Regions from separate parts of the Homo sapiens genome. Here region 1 is linked to region 2. A link is an interaction called in ENCODE POLR2A ChIA-PET data of the cell type or tissue named here. Cell type or tissue: CD4-positive, alpha-beta T cell. All regions are shown on one strand. Links, peaks and the distances in the headings refer to the core of each region. The heading gives the core; the rest is flanking DNA.

Region 1 (5,000 bases), core at 1-5,000, 230 kb after region 2:
CTCCTTCGTGCTGGATGCCCCAGAGGGCTGAGACCCGGTGACCTGCCTCCTCCAGGGTGGCCTCAGGCCTGTGTCCACTCACCTCCCTGCCAAGCTCTGGTCCTCCAAGGAGGGGTTTGGTCTCCTGGGTCCTCCTCGGAGAGTCACATCCGCCACCTGGCCGGTCCTGTCGTGGACGCCCTCAGCTCGCTCCCGTCCCCTGCCCCTCTGGATGGCACAGACTGCACGTTGTTGCCATTTCACGGAACCCGTTTTCCCGGATTTGTCAGGAGGGGAGAGAATGGTGGAAATGCAGTTTTGCTGGGTTCCCTGCACACGTGGGCGCTGGCTTTGGTCACCCCCGGGGGGTTGCTCGTGGGATCCAGAGAAGTGGACGTTGGTGAGGCCAAGCAGGCTGGGAAGGGTGCTGGACAGGGACAGCAGAGGCCTGGCCCCAGGGGGTTAGGGGGCCAGGGCTTGGGCGCCTCTGTCCCGGGCTGGGGGCTTTGGACTTTGGGGGTATAATGGGGAGCCCTGGGACAGCAGAGGGCTAGCCCCAGAGGGCTAGCGGGGCCAGGGCTTGGGCATCTCTATCCTAGGCCTGGGGCTTTGGATTTTGGGGGTGTAATAGGGAGCCCTGGGAAGTTCTGATGGTGACAGAGTGGACATTCTGCCAAGTGACCAGTGGAGGGGACAGTGGTGGAGAGGGTGTGCTGAGCTGGCCTTAGCCTGGCCTGGGCAAGGTCTGGACTTGGCCATGTCTGGCTCTGCCTGTACAGAGGGGGCTGGCAGACGTTCCTGCGGGAGGCACTCTGTGGATGGGGTCACCCAGAGTCTGGACAGAGACTCCATAGCTGCAGCTGGCCTCTCCATCCCTCCCCTTCCTTCCGAGGCCCCTGGGGGCTGCCGGCTAGGCTGGGAGTTACCGTGCGTGCTAGCTGCAGCCCCGTCTCAGGTTCTTGGGGCTGGGCACCGAGGAGCAGAGAAGCTGCCTGCCACCTGTTCACCCTCGCATCTGCAGGCCAGCGGCTCGTCCCCTCCTGCTGCCACAGTACCCTGATATGTGCCGATTGGTGGGATTGGGAGGGGACACAGCGAGGCCTTGGGTCAGAGCCTTGATGAGGATGGGGGTGGCCGTCCTGGGGGCAGCAGGCCGGAGCCTGCGCTTGCCTGCATTCCCCGGCAGGATTTTTCTCTCGGCCTCCTGGGTCGGCATCTCCTTGGTGCAGGGTGGAGTCCGCTCCCCAATCCCTGGGCTTAAGGGAAGGGGAGGGGGAGTCTGACACACAGTGGGTAGGGGCCCGGGTGCCCCTAGAAGTGGCCAAGTTCAGACCTAGCCCAGGCCAGGCTAAAGCCAGCTCAGCACACCCTCCTCTCCATTGCCGTCCCTTCCACGGGTCACTTGGCGGGAGGTCCACTCTGTCGCTGCCAGAAGTTCCCAGGGCTCCCCATTACACTCCCAAAGTCCAAAGCCCCCAGTCTGGGACAGTGGGTGGGGGGCCAGGCCCTACACAGCAGGCACGGCAGCCAGGAGGGAGGTTTCTGAGGCTCAGCCTGTGGGGCCTGTGGCGCCTGTGGCCACGGGGTGGTTTGTCTCGCTCAGAGTGGTGATGAGCCTGACCCGGGCCCTCAGCAAGTTTCTGCGGGGCAGGAGGGACGTGCTGAGGCTGAGCTCGGAAGAGGCAACTCTGGGTGCAGTTGAGCCTCTGGGCTGGTGTCGTTGAGCTCCGCCGCAGCCCTGGGAGTGGCAGAGGCAGGGAGGGCGCCCATGTTGGGGTTGTGATGGGGGAAGTCCTGCTCAGCGGGCTGACGTCCCGTTCTTGGTCTGTCTCATGGGTGAGGCCCTGTCCCCCGTCTGCAGATGCCCCGCCAGTCAGGCCCCTGCACATGACAGGCATCCGGCTCAGGTGCGTGGGTGGTAAGCCTCTTCTGTGGGAAGGATGCTGCGTGCTAGGGTGGGCCTGGGCTTATGGCACGGGTGTGGAGGGGATTCTTGGAAAGCCGGCACCAGCTGGAGAGGGTCCCCACTGCCAGCCTTGGGTGCTGAGCAGGTGCTCTGTCCTTCAGGGGTTCCCTGCCTGGACTCTGTCCACCGCGTGGCCCCGGTGGCCATGCCCTGCCTATTCTAAGCACCGGTGCCCCCATCTGCAAATGGTGCTGCTCAGCGGGCCGTGGGAAGACTGGGGATGTCCCCCAGAGAGGCCGGCCCCATGCCAGGCCCCAGGACATGCCTGGGGGAGCATCCTCTGCCCTGATCATTTCAGAGTCCCCGACTGAACCATCGTGTTGGCCTCTGGCATGGAGCTGGCCACGCTCCACCACAGGTGGGACCTGAGGAACTGCAGGGGTGTTCCTGAGCCAGGTGGCCGTGCACATGAAGGTGGAGACGAGAGCCGCCCTGAGGGTGGAAAGCCTGGCCGTTCCACGACAGAGCTGCTGGCAGCGGTGGCAGGGCCTCTGAGCCACCGAGAGCAACATGGCTCAAAATGAAACAAGAATCATTTCTTTTCCTGTTGAAGGGAAACTACCCCCAGGAGCCCACAGGCTGGGGGCCCCCTCGCCACACAGGCGGGCTGTGGGGCAGGCGGGGTTTCTCCAGGAATTCCCCTGCTTCCCACTCACCCTCCTCGAAGGTCTGGCCCTGTGGTGGTGCTAGACACAGTTCAGGGGTACGGCCTGGAAGGGAGGCTGCGCTGCCCAGGAGCCCCTGCCTGGCCCTGGAGAGGTGAGCATTCTGCCAAGTCCCCGAGCTGGTACCCGTCCTCCAAGGTGGGCGTCATTGCTGGAACTCTCAGGGCTCATGGGTGTCTGCTGTGTCTGGCCACCCTGGTGGTCGAGGGGTGGCCAAGGGGTGGACCGAGGCTTCAGAAAGCCAGGCCTCCAGGCGTTGACCCGGCAGCTCTTGTTCCGGGCTTGGAAACATCTCGCCTCCTTGAGCCCTGGTTCCTCCCCTGCAGGACGGGGGCAGGAGGAGCGGCTCCCCCTTGTCACCACACTTCTGTGAGCTCATGTAATGAAATGTTGGCCTGGCGTGCACCTGCAGTTAGGTGTTTGAGCTGTGGTAGCTGCGGCCTACGGCAGCTCTTCTACCACATGATGGAGTCTGTGTGTTTGCAGGGGGCCGTGACAGTCACCTGGCTTGGTGCAGTGTGCAGGGCAAGCCCCGGTGTCAGAGCCTCCATTTTGCAGAGGGGGAGGGTGGGAAGGACGTCACATGCAGGCGATTGGGGCTCCCAGCTTCCTGGTGGCCCCACGCCTTTGGTCACGCCCTTTCCGTGACTCCGCTTCTTTCCACGGGGACTCTGCCAGGACTGGGGCTTGACTCCCGCCCTCCCACCCTCCTAGCCTCTGCCCCAGGCAGCAGATGGGTGGTCTGCTCACGATGCCCCGGGGGGAATGGCCGTACAGGGGCACAGGTCAGCTTACCGAGTGTCTCCGGCCTTGTGGCTGGAAAGCAGCTCTCAGGACTCTCCGGGGCCCCTTGGCATCTTTCTAGGTGGGTGGCCCTGAGCCCACCTCCTCCCTGTACCCCCATGGCAGGAGCTCCTTTTTGGGAACCAGTGGAGCGAGCGTGGCTGGACAGGCCTGGCCCCAGAGCTGCGCGATTTCCATCACGGCTCTCCTCTGGCTTCCTCCTTGGCGCTGGCTGGGCCAAGCCCTCCTGACTTCTGGGTCCCTGGGATGGGTGGGTGACTCCGTCCATGAGGCTACCTGAATTCTCGCTTACCCTAGCCATCTTTAGGCTGGGGGATGTGGGTGCTTCCTGGTAAAATCAGATGCCCTGTAGCTCTCCTAAAAGGGCCAGCCTCAGATTTGCGGTCCCTGGTCCTGGCCCCTGGGTTCAGGACTTCATTTTGGCCGTGCGGGTTGCACCTTGGGGATGGGCGTCCCTTGAGGTTTGTGCCAGTCGTGGGAGTGGAGGAGTAGCGGCTGCGTTGGGAACCCGTCCCTGGGCAGGCACTCTGGGATGGGGCTCCGAGTCCCACAGTCACTGGCCGGTCATTGCCAGCCCCTCAGCCCTCTAGGGACAGACCCTGCCTGCTCGTCCCTGTTAGGGGCCAGTTCTGCAGGTGGTTACTTGGCTTCTTCTTAAAAAAAAAAAACCCATCCTGCCCTGGGAAACCCGGGAATCATGGGGAAGCGGGAAATGACAGTAGGGAATTGACATTTCCTGAGCCAGCGTCTGGGGCATCGGACCAAGTGCAGGGCGAGCTGGGCAGGGAGGGGTGCAGCCGGCTCTGCCGTCAGCCTAAAGCCATGAGCGACCTGGGCGCTCTTCTCCCTGTAGCACTGGGGCACACACAGGGTGGTGAAGGGGGCATGACACAACCAGGAGGCTGGGTCACAGAGGACCAGGGGTCTGTCAAGAGTTTGGCCTGCACCTCCCAGCTGCCTGGCCCAGGTGTGCCCCTCCTGTCCACATCTGCCTCTAAGCTGTGAAGAATTTGGGAGTGGATGCTGCTCTGGGGCTGTTTCCTCTTCTGAACCATGGTGGTTCAGGCAGCCTGGTCCCAGGTTAAGTGTGCCCCTTAGCGCCTGGGGCATCCCTGGACAGTGGCCGCCATGGGCATCTGGCAGCCCTGCCAGCGTGGTGGGTGATCATAGCAACGGCTGCAAGACTCGGGGAAGGTGGTGCGTGCATATCTGGTTGAATGTAGCTGGGCCTGGTGTGAGGCCTGTGGCCGCAGCTCCCATGGTGGGCTTCTCAGGGGAGTAGGCATGACAGGGTGGGGTTCCTGCAAAAACCCTAGCCCTCATGCCCCAGTTAGTGAGTGTCTTCACCTCTCAGCTCTGTCTTGAATGCTTCCTGGGTGCAGGCACTGACTGCTCATGGGGAGCCCCCTCCTGAGCACCCTCTTCCTCCTGTGTGTGCTTCCCACTTCCCTCACTGTGGCTGGGCTGCAGCTGTACCTGCCACCACTGGGTCTAACCCCAGCGCCCCTGGGCTGTATGAGTGGGCTGTGCAAGGGTGGCCATCAGCCTCGGCACCACTTCCTATTCTTCCTTCTGCCGCTGGCCAG
Region 2 (7,802 bases), core at 1,192-6,191:
CCCAAGTAGCTGGGACCACAGGCACATGATATCATGCCTGTCTAATTCTTTTATTTTTGAGACAGGGTTTAACTCTGTCACCCAGGCTGGAGTGCAGTGGTGCCATCTCAGCTCACTGCAATCCCCACATCCCGGTTCAAGCGATTCTTGGGCCTAGCCTCCCGAGTAGCTGGGATTACAGGCCCGGCTATTTTGTGTATTTTTAGTAGAGTTGGGGTTTTGCCATGTTGGCCAGGCAGGCCAGCGAATTTTTGAATATTTTTATTGCAGAGACAGGGTCTCACTGTGGTGCCTAGGCGTGTCTCAAACTCCTGGCCTCCAGTGATCCACTTCTGCCTCCCAAAGTGCTGGGACTGCAGGCGTGAGCCATTGTACCCAGCCCCCCTAAAGTTATTTAATTGAATATCTGATGTTCAGATTTCCCGTTGTCTTAGTATGTTTTAAAAAATTGTGCCTGTGCACACATACACACACATACACACACATACACACGTCACATGCATGTGTACACATATATATGCATGTAGTGCACACCTGTACATGGGTGCACACAAGTACATTTGTGCAGCAAACCACAGCATGTGTATGTGTATGTGTATGTAGATGTACCTGCAAGGTATGTGTGCATAGGGTATGTGTGTGCACATGCACAAATGCATGCATACACATGTATGCTTGTGTATGGAATCAGGAACCAGACAAGGTCTTCACCTGCATCTGGTTAGTTTACTAGCTGTTTTTTTTTTTTTTTTTGGAGACGTCTTGTTCTTGCCCAGGCTGGAGTGTAGTGGCACGACCTCAGCTCACTGCAACCTCTGCCTCCCAGGTTCAGGTGATTCTCCTGCCTCAGCCTCCTGAGTAGCTGGGACTACAGACCCCCACCCACCACGCCCATCTAATTTTTGTATTTTTAGCAGAGATGGGGTTTCACCATGCTGCCAGGCTGGTCTCGAACTCTTGATCTCAAGTGCTCCGCCTGCCTTGGCCTCCCAAAGTTCTGGGATTACAGGCGTGAGCCACTGAGCCCGGTCCCTCGAGTCTTTTTAAATCGCCAGGTCCTCCCTCTTTTTTCTGTGCCATGTATCGTTGAAACCAGGTCGTTTATCTTGTGGCCTCCTGGTCTGGTTTTGCTGAGTGCGTCTCCGTGGGGCTGTTCAGCATCTTCCTGTCTCCTGTGTTCCCTGTAACCTGGCAGTGGGGGAGGCAGCCGGCCATGCTCCATGCACCCACCACGGTGGGTGGTGCTGTGTGCGTGTTCAAACAGCTGACTCATTAGCAGATTGGTTTTATTTGATAAACATCTTTCCAGTCCTTACTTGAGTCCTATGTTAAAAAACATACAGGAGTTTGTGCCTATGACAGACGTGATGCACGGGGACACACAGGCCAGGCGAATGCTCTCATCACGCTTGCCATTCTCACTCTCTGGGGTGCCTTTCTGGTGGTTTCCATCTATGGGAAACCATGCACAGGTGGGGTCTATCTGTGTCATTTAGGAAAACAAGCTGTGTGGCACATCCTGGCACATCCTGCTCTTCAGCCCATGAAGGAAGCTCTCAAAACACTGCGGTGGGGTAAGGTGTTGGCAGTGTGGATTCACCGTCCCAGCAAGGAGCTACCTTAGGGTCAAGGATGAGTTCTGAGAAATAGGAGAAAAGAAAGACTCAGTGAAGAGGAGAATCAGGTATGGTTACCCAGAGGAAGGGCAGAGGATGCTGAATCCCAGTAGAGTGATGCCCGCTCCTGGGCTGTGGGCTGAGATGGCATTTCATGCCCTTGGGGGAGACCCTGACCCTCACCACCAAGCCCGACAGGTGTGGTGGAGCAGGGGGTGCAGGTACTGTTAAAGGTGAGATCCACTTGGCAAAGATTTTATGTAACTCAACTAATGAGGGGACCTGTAAGATGTTACAACCGCTTGAAAGTACCACACTTACGCAGGGAAACGAATGCTAAGACAAATTGCAAATAGATTCAAACTGGCAAAAGGTCAAAATCCACAGTAATAATCACATCCCACTGGGCAGGCACATTGAGCTTCCTACGATTTCGAGCTGTGAACAATGAACAGCAAAGAGCAAAGGTGGAGAGGACCTGGATGGCTGCTTAGACTCCTTAGGTTGAGCAAAGGGTTTTTTCCTTATGCCTATTTCAAGGTCTCTCTGTTTTTCCTGATAGTCGACTCTTCTGTCAAAAGCTTGGTGAGCAGGAGGGAGGGTTCCCATAAGGTCTTTTGGGGAGGGAAATACCAGAATATGGGGTGACCCCGAGGGGAGGGGCTCTAACAGATGAAGGCCGCTTGGTAGCTTCATTGTCGGGGTGCAGGGGGCGAGCTGGGCTGCGGTTTCCAGCCTCCAGGCTGAGCCCTCACCTGGATCGGCCCACTCTCTCCTAAGGGATGCAGCCAGGCTGTGGCTTTAACGTGGCTGGTGTGCTGACTGCGCAGTCCTGAGCCCTGGAGCGGCGCGCACTTGGCCTGCCTATTTTCCACATCCCAGGCCTCAGTGCCGGGCCCTCCAGCTCCCGGGGCCTGCGCCTCCCGCAGCCTTGGCTGTTTCAGCAGGTGGCACCGCGTCCTTCCCCGGAGGGGGACTGACACCCTGCAGTTACCCCTGACCCTGCCCTCCACGGCTGTTGGCACATCTTCTCCAGAACCCAGGGCTCTCAGCCCCTCCATGGTGCCCGCACCCGGCCTCCGGCCTCGCCCCGCCGCAGCCGCGAAGGTCTTCCCGCTGCCATCCTTGCCCGCTGGGCTGTTCTCAGCGTGGCCGCCAGGGATGTCCTTTGAGCTCATTCGGTCCCGTCCCTCCCCTGCGGGAGGTTCTCCAAGGTCTCGCCCTTGCCGAGGGTCGAAGCTCAGGTCCTTGCACAGGTCCCTGGGGCCCCGGGCCAAACGGGTCGTCCCCTGATCCCTCTCCTGGCCCCTGGCTCCCCTCCAGCCCCGGGACCTTGCGGGGCCCTCCCTGCGTCTCAGGGCTCCGAGGTCCTCGCGCCGCCTTGGATCTGGACTTGGGTGTGGACCTCCCCGTCCGCCCTGCTCGCTGGAGCGGGTCTCCACGGGGCTCGGGGCGGAGGCTGTGGAATGGCCGGGAATGCGCTCCGGCCGGGCAGCGGCTTCGCTCGGTAGCTGCCGTATCTCCGGGCCGTGCCCAGTGCTTAGTTTTCTGTGAATGAATCAATGTTGAGCGGAAACTTCCGTCAGGCTTTGAACCAGGCCCTGAACGTTTGCGATGCTAGGGACGCGCCCGTCAACCCGCCGAGCCGCCCTGTGCCTCATGCGGCGACCGAGGCGCCCTCGGGAGACGGGCCCTGTCGGGTGTCGAGACGCGAACACGACCCAATGCCAAGAACGGGCGGTGAAGATGAACGGAAAAGCCCCAAGCAGCGGCGGAACGGCGCGCCCGTGCACAAGTGCGACCCGCGCCCGTGTCCCAAGGAAAGAAGATAAAAGATAAAACGAAAAATGCCCCGGGGCTTTGCGGTGACTCACGCCTGTAATCCCCGCACTTTGGGAGGCCGAAGCGGGCGGATCACCTGAGGTCAGGAGTTCAAGACCAGCCTGGCCAACATAGCGAAACCTCGTCTCTACTAAAATTACAAAAAAATTAGTCGGGCGTGGTGGCGCGCGCCTGTAATCCCAGCTACTCGGGAGGCTGAGGCAGGAAAATCGCTTGAATCCAGGGGGTGCAGGTTGTAGTGAGCCGAGATCGCGCCATTGCACTCCAGTCTGGGCGACAGAATAAGACTCCGTCTGAAGAAAAATAAAAAACAAAACACCAAAAAAAAAAAAACGATGGTTAGATGCCACGAAGTAGGTGGCAATGCCTTAACCGTATGCGTGTTGTCAGGCCCGAGGGCCTCTTCCATCCTTGTCAAGGGGAGTGCTAACCTTCTCTCCTTTCATACAACACGCCTCGGCTTCCCTGCGCACTTTATTTAAGGACGAAAGCTCCACTCGCCTTTCGGTGAGGGTGACTTCTTGTTCGCTATCCATGGAGGTACATTTATAAAAATGTCACGGTTCAGTGGGAAACCACAAATGTTCGCATTCAATTAATCGTCTTTTTTAAAATTTGAACGTGTAAGAAAAAAATCTACCACTTTTCGTGCCCTAATATATTCATAAAAGTAGCCAATTAGAAGCTGAGGGGAACAAACGGAAGTCCCGAGCGTCCTTCAGAGAAGTAGATTCCCCCGGAAACAAAACAGGGCGGGCGCGCACCTCCTGCGGCGACACGCCTAGCAGACGGCGGAAGGCGGGAAGAACTGTCTACGGAAGTGGAAGGTTGGTAACGAATCAGAGAACAAGGATCGGAAGATCCGTTCCACGGACTTCCGGACGCGGCCCTGCCCCGGGAACTGCGGGTGTTCAGGACCCTGTGGTGCGCGGGACGCCGCCCGCGCATGCGCCGCGCCGGCTCAGCCCCGTTTTCGCAAGCTCTGCGTGGTCTTGGGTGGCGAGTTCGAGCCTTAGAACGGCCGAGTGCCCTGGAACCGGTTTCGGCTCTGGCGTCCTCGCGTGTCCTCCGGCTCCAGGTTACAACGTCAGTATTGGCGCCTTGGCGCGGTCCCGTCCTGCTCTCGTCCTCCGTTCCGTGGACCCCGGGGCTGTTCTGGCGCCTCGCAGGCCGGGCCCCTCCCATCGACTCGATGGGCAGGGCTCTGCGAGGCTCGGGGACCGGGGACGCGCGGCCTTCCTGACAAGGAGCCCGAGGGTCTGCACAGCCTGGGGCACCACCCGGCCTGGTGAGGATGATCGCTGTGCGCGCGATGCACATGCGCCCTCAACACCTCTGCACATTCATGCACGTGTCCATACATGGGTGCACACACGTCCTTACACGTATGTACATACGCATGTGTACACACGCCCATGTCTACACGCGCACATGTCTGCACACGAGTCACACGTGCAAGTGCACGCATGGATGGTGGACACGCGTTTACACACGTGAATATGTGTATACACATGCAGACACATGTGCCTGCCCACATGGATGTGTGCACAAACAAGCACAGAGGTCCTCAGTGGCTCACTCCTGGTGGCCGTGTGCTGTGGGCTGGGAATGGCCATACTCATTTCTCAGAGCTTTTGAGTTGTGTGTGTTTCCAGTTGTGCATATTAATTAGAAAAAACAAAAGTGAATTTGTAGGTTAAGGCAGGTCCTTAAGTTTCCTTAATTTCCTCTCCCTGGAGACCTGGCAGGCTGGGCCGGGCACTGCTGCGGAAGGCCAGCCGCACCCTGAGTCAGGTCTTCTCCAGAAGGTTCAGGGCAAGCTCTGGATTACAGATAGGAAACCAAATGCATGAGGAAGGCACTGCTCACCCTGCAATGACGGTCAAGGTGTGGGGTGGGGAGCAGCAGCCTGGAGGTCAGAGCCAGGACCTTGGGGGCTGAGAGTGGTGTGCTTGCCTGGTGATCTTCAGCAATGGGAGGCCTGGTGTCACCCTGGGGCCCAGACTGTGAAGGACTGGTGGCTTTGGGGATCTGCGTGATCCAGGGGGCCCAAGCATCTGCCCAGCCGGCATTCTGTGCACTGCCCACCTGCCTGTGTTGTCAACGAGGACGGGGTTTGCTAAAATGCAGATTCTTGCCTCTTCCCTAGTCTGAGTCCAGGGTCTGTGGTCAGGCCTGGGAATCTGTATTCATTGAGGCCCTTTGGGTCCCGCCATCATAGCAGCCTGTCTTTACTTTGGGTGGAGGTCGGAGGTCTGCACATCACCCAGGAGGCTTACCAGTGGTAACCCAAGAAGAGGGAAGATGGCAAGAGGGTCTTTGCAGGGTTGGGAGGGCAAGGATGGAAGGACCTGGGAGGCCACAGCACCCTCTCGGACTTGGCGCAGAACCCGTGGAAACAGCCTGCGATGCACGGATGGAGGTGGCTTTGCCCTGTGTCTGCTGGTGCCTCTGGAACTCCGGCTCTGACAGACGCTGCGTCTCCTGCTGACTGCTGCATCCCAAGATGAGCCCAGCGCTTGCACACAGGGCGTCCCAAAGTGTTTGTTGAACAAAGGCATGATCAGTGTTGGTATTGCCCTGAGACTCATGCCCTCAGCCCCGATTCGGGCACATGGCTCATGTCAACCGCTGGAAGTCCCTCTGGGGCCCACAAATGTCTCTAGACCACAGGAAGAGTCGGCCTGGCTCCATGTGCCTGGCGCCTGGGGCAGAAAGGTGGACGGGGCAATCAGAGTGGTCACCATCGGGGAGTACACTTTGCACTCCACTCGAGTCTCCAGGGATATAACTCACTGGATCCTAAGTCTCACTTTCTGAGGGCCGTTCTTAGAGTCTCCTGTATGAAATCAGGCTACATCCAGAGAAAGTTCCAGAAATAAGAAAAGATGAGATCGCCTACTGACCCTCCCATTTTTTGCACACGGACACTGAGGGAGGGGAGGAACTTGCTCAAGGGCACCACACAATTTTTTTTTGAGATGGAGTCTCAAAGATGGAGAATTCCTCCAACCATGAGGAATTTGAACGCTTATCCCGAATAGTGGAAAATGAACGTCTCATGGAGTTAGGGCCTGTCACCACCTGGGGATCTACAGTCAGACATGGCATAGAGGATGCCCTCCCAGATCCCGCTCTGTCTCCCAGACTGGAGTGCAGTAGTGCCACCTTGGCTCACTGCAACCTCCGTCTTCCGGATTCAAGCGATTCTCTGGCCTTAGCCTCCTGAGTAGATGGGATTACAGGCGCACACCACCACACCCGGCTAATTTTGTATTTTTACTAGAGATGGGGCTTCACCATGTTGGCCAGGCTGGTCTTGAACTCCTGACCTCAAGTGATCCACCTGCCTCAGTCTCCCAAAGTGCTGGGATCACAGGCATGAGCCAACATACCCAGCCCACCCCATGAGTTATTGCTAGAGTGGTGGGGTAGGGACCCGGCCCCCAGCTCTCAGTGCTGGACATGGGCAGGGTGGGCATGGGTTCCCTTCCAGCCCTGGCAGAGCCCTGGACCATGCGTGCTTTTCCCCTCAAGTGTCGAGGCAGGCAGGGCTGCTGCATAGAATACAAGATGCCCCATTGAGATGGAATCTCAGACAAATGAGTCATGTTTTACTGTAAGCATATCCCAAATATTTCATGGGACACACTTATACTAAAACTTATTCATTGTTTATCTGAGCTTCAAATGTAGTGGAGTGCCCTGTATTTTTATTTGCTAAATTTGGCAGCCCTAGTAACGGGAGCTGGAAGGCTTTTGTTATTTGCCCTCAAGCAGCATTTCCTGGCATTGGCTTCAGTGACCAGTTGTCTCTTGAAATGTCCCATGGACAGAAGGGAAGAAAACTGGGAAATACTGTGTTAAATAAACTTGCACAATTCCTTTTTTTTTTTCTTTAAAGAAAAGCCTAGCCGGGCGTGGTGGCTCACACCTGTAATCCCAGCACTTTGGGAGGCCAAGAAGGGCGGCTCACAAGGTCAGGAGTTTGAGACTATCCTGGCCAATGTGTTGAAACCCCATCTCTACTAAAAATAAAAAAATTAGCTGGGTGTGGTGTCGGGTGCCTGTAATCCCAGCTACTTGGGAGGCTGAGGCAGGAGAATTGCTTGAACCCAGGCGGGAGGTTGCAGTGAGCTGAGATCACGCCGCTGCACTCCAGCCTGGGCAACAGAGTGAGACTCCGTCTCAAAAAAAAAGAAAAGAAAAGAAAAGAAAAAAGCCTATTAGTTGGCAGGAGGGCTTATGAAAATGAGGCCTGGGGGATGTGTCATTTACTCAACTGTCTTGGCTAATGGGATCTCTAGGCTGGTGAGGTTGCGTTCTGTGTTTTTTTTTTTTTTT

Evidence for each region. Peaks named below come from ENCODE experiments on the same cell type or tissue, not always from the same donor. Only the 100,000 strongest peaks of a DNase experiment are listed, where the experiment ranks them.
Region 1: POLR2A ChIA-PET joins it to region 2 with 16 read pairs; 10 of 35 experiments call an interaction of 5 or more read pairs at or near these places.

What each region holds. Positions count from the first base shown.
Region 1 is chr9:134,388,956-134,393,955 of GRCh38, forward strand. All of the region lies in intron 1 of RXRA (retinoid X receptor alpha), which reads left to right. Among named protein-coding and RNA genes, the nearest start is that of MIR4669, 12 kb to the left of the region's middle. RefSeq lists enhancers at 1,308-1,357, 1,718-1,807, 2,188-2,287, 2,338-2,827, 2,868-3,077 and 1 more and a silencer at 4,028-4,322. In CD4-positive, alpha-beta T cell, for the core only: no CTCF peak of the experiment used is centred there; DNase peaks (open chromatin) are centred at 1,796, 2,556, 3,106 and 4,847; H3K4me3 peaks cover 2,218 bases; H3K27ac peaks cover 3,067 bases.
Region 2 is chr9:134,160,654-134,168,455 of GRCh38, forward strand. RNU6ATAC (RNA, U6atac small nuclear) reads right to left here and starts at 3,911; the gene lies at 3,786-3,911. It overlaps LOC124902297 (a long non-coding RNA gene), which reads right to left. Exons shown (of 2, transcript XR_007061834.1): 2 at 3,785-7,802. RefSeq lists enhancers at 2,928-3,893, 3,308-3,547. In CD4-positive, alpha-beta T cell, for the core only: CTCF peaks have their summits at 2,825 and 3,038; DNase peaks (open chromatin) are centred at 2,828, 3,308, 3,745, 4,878 and 2 weaker places.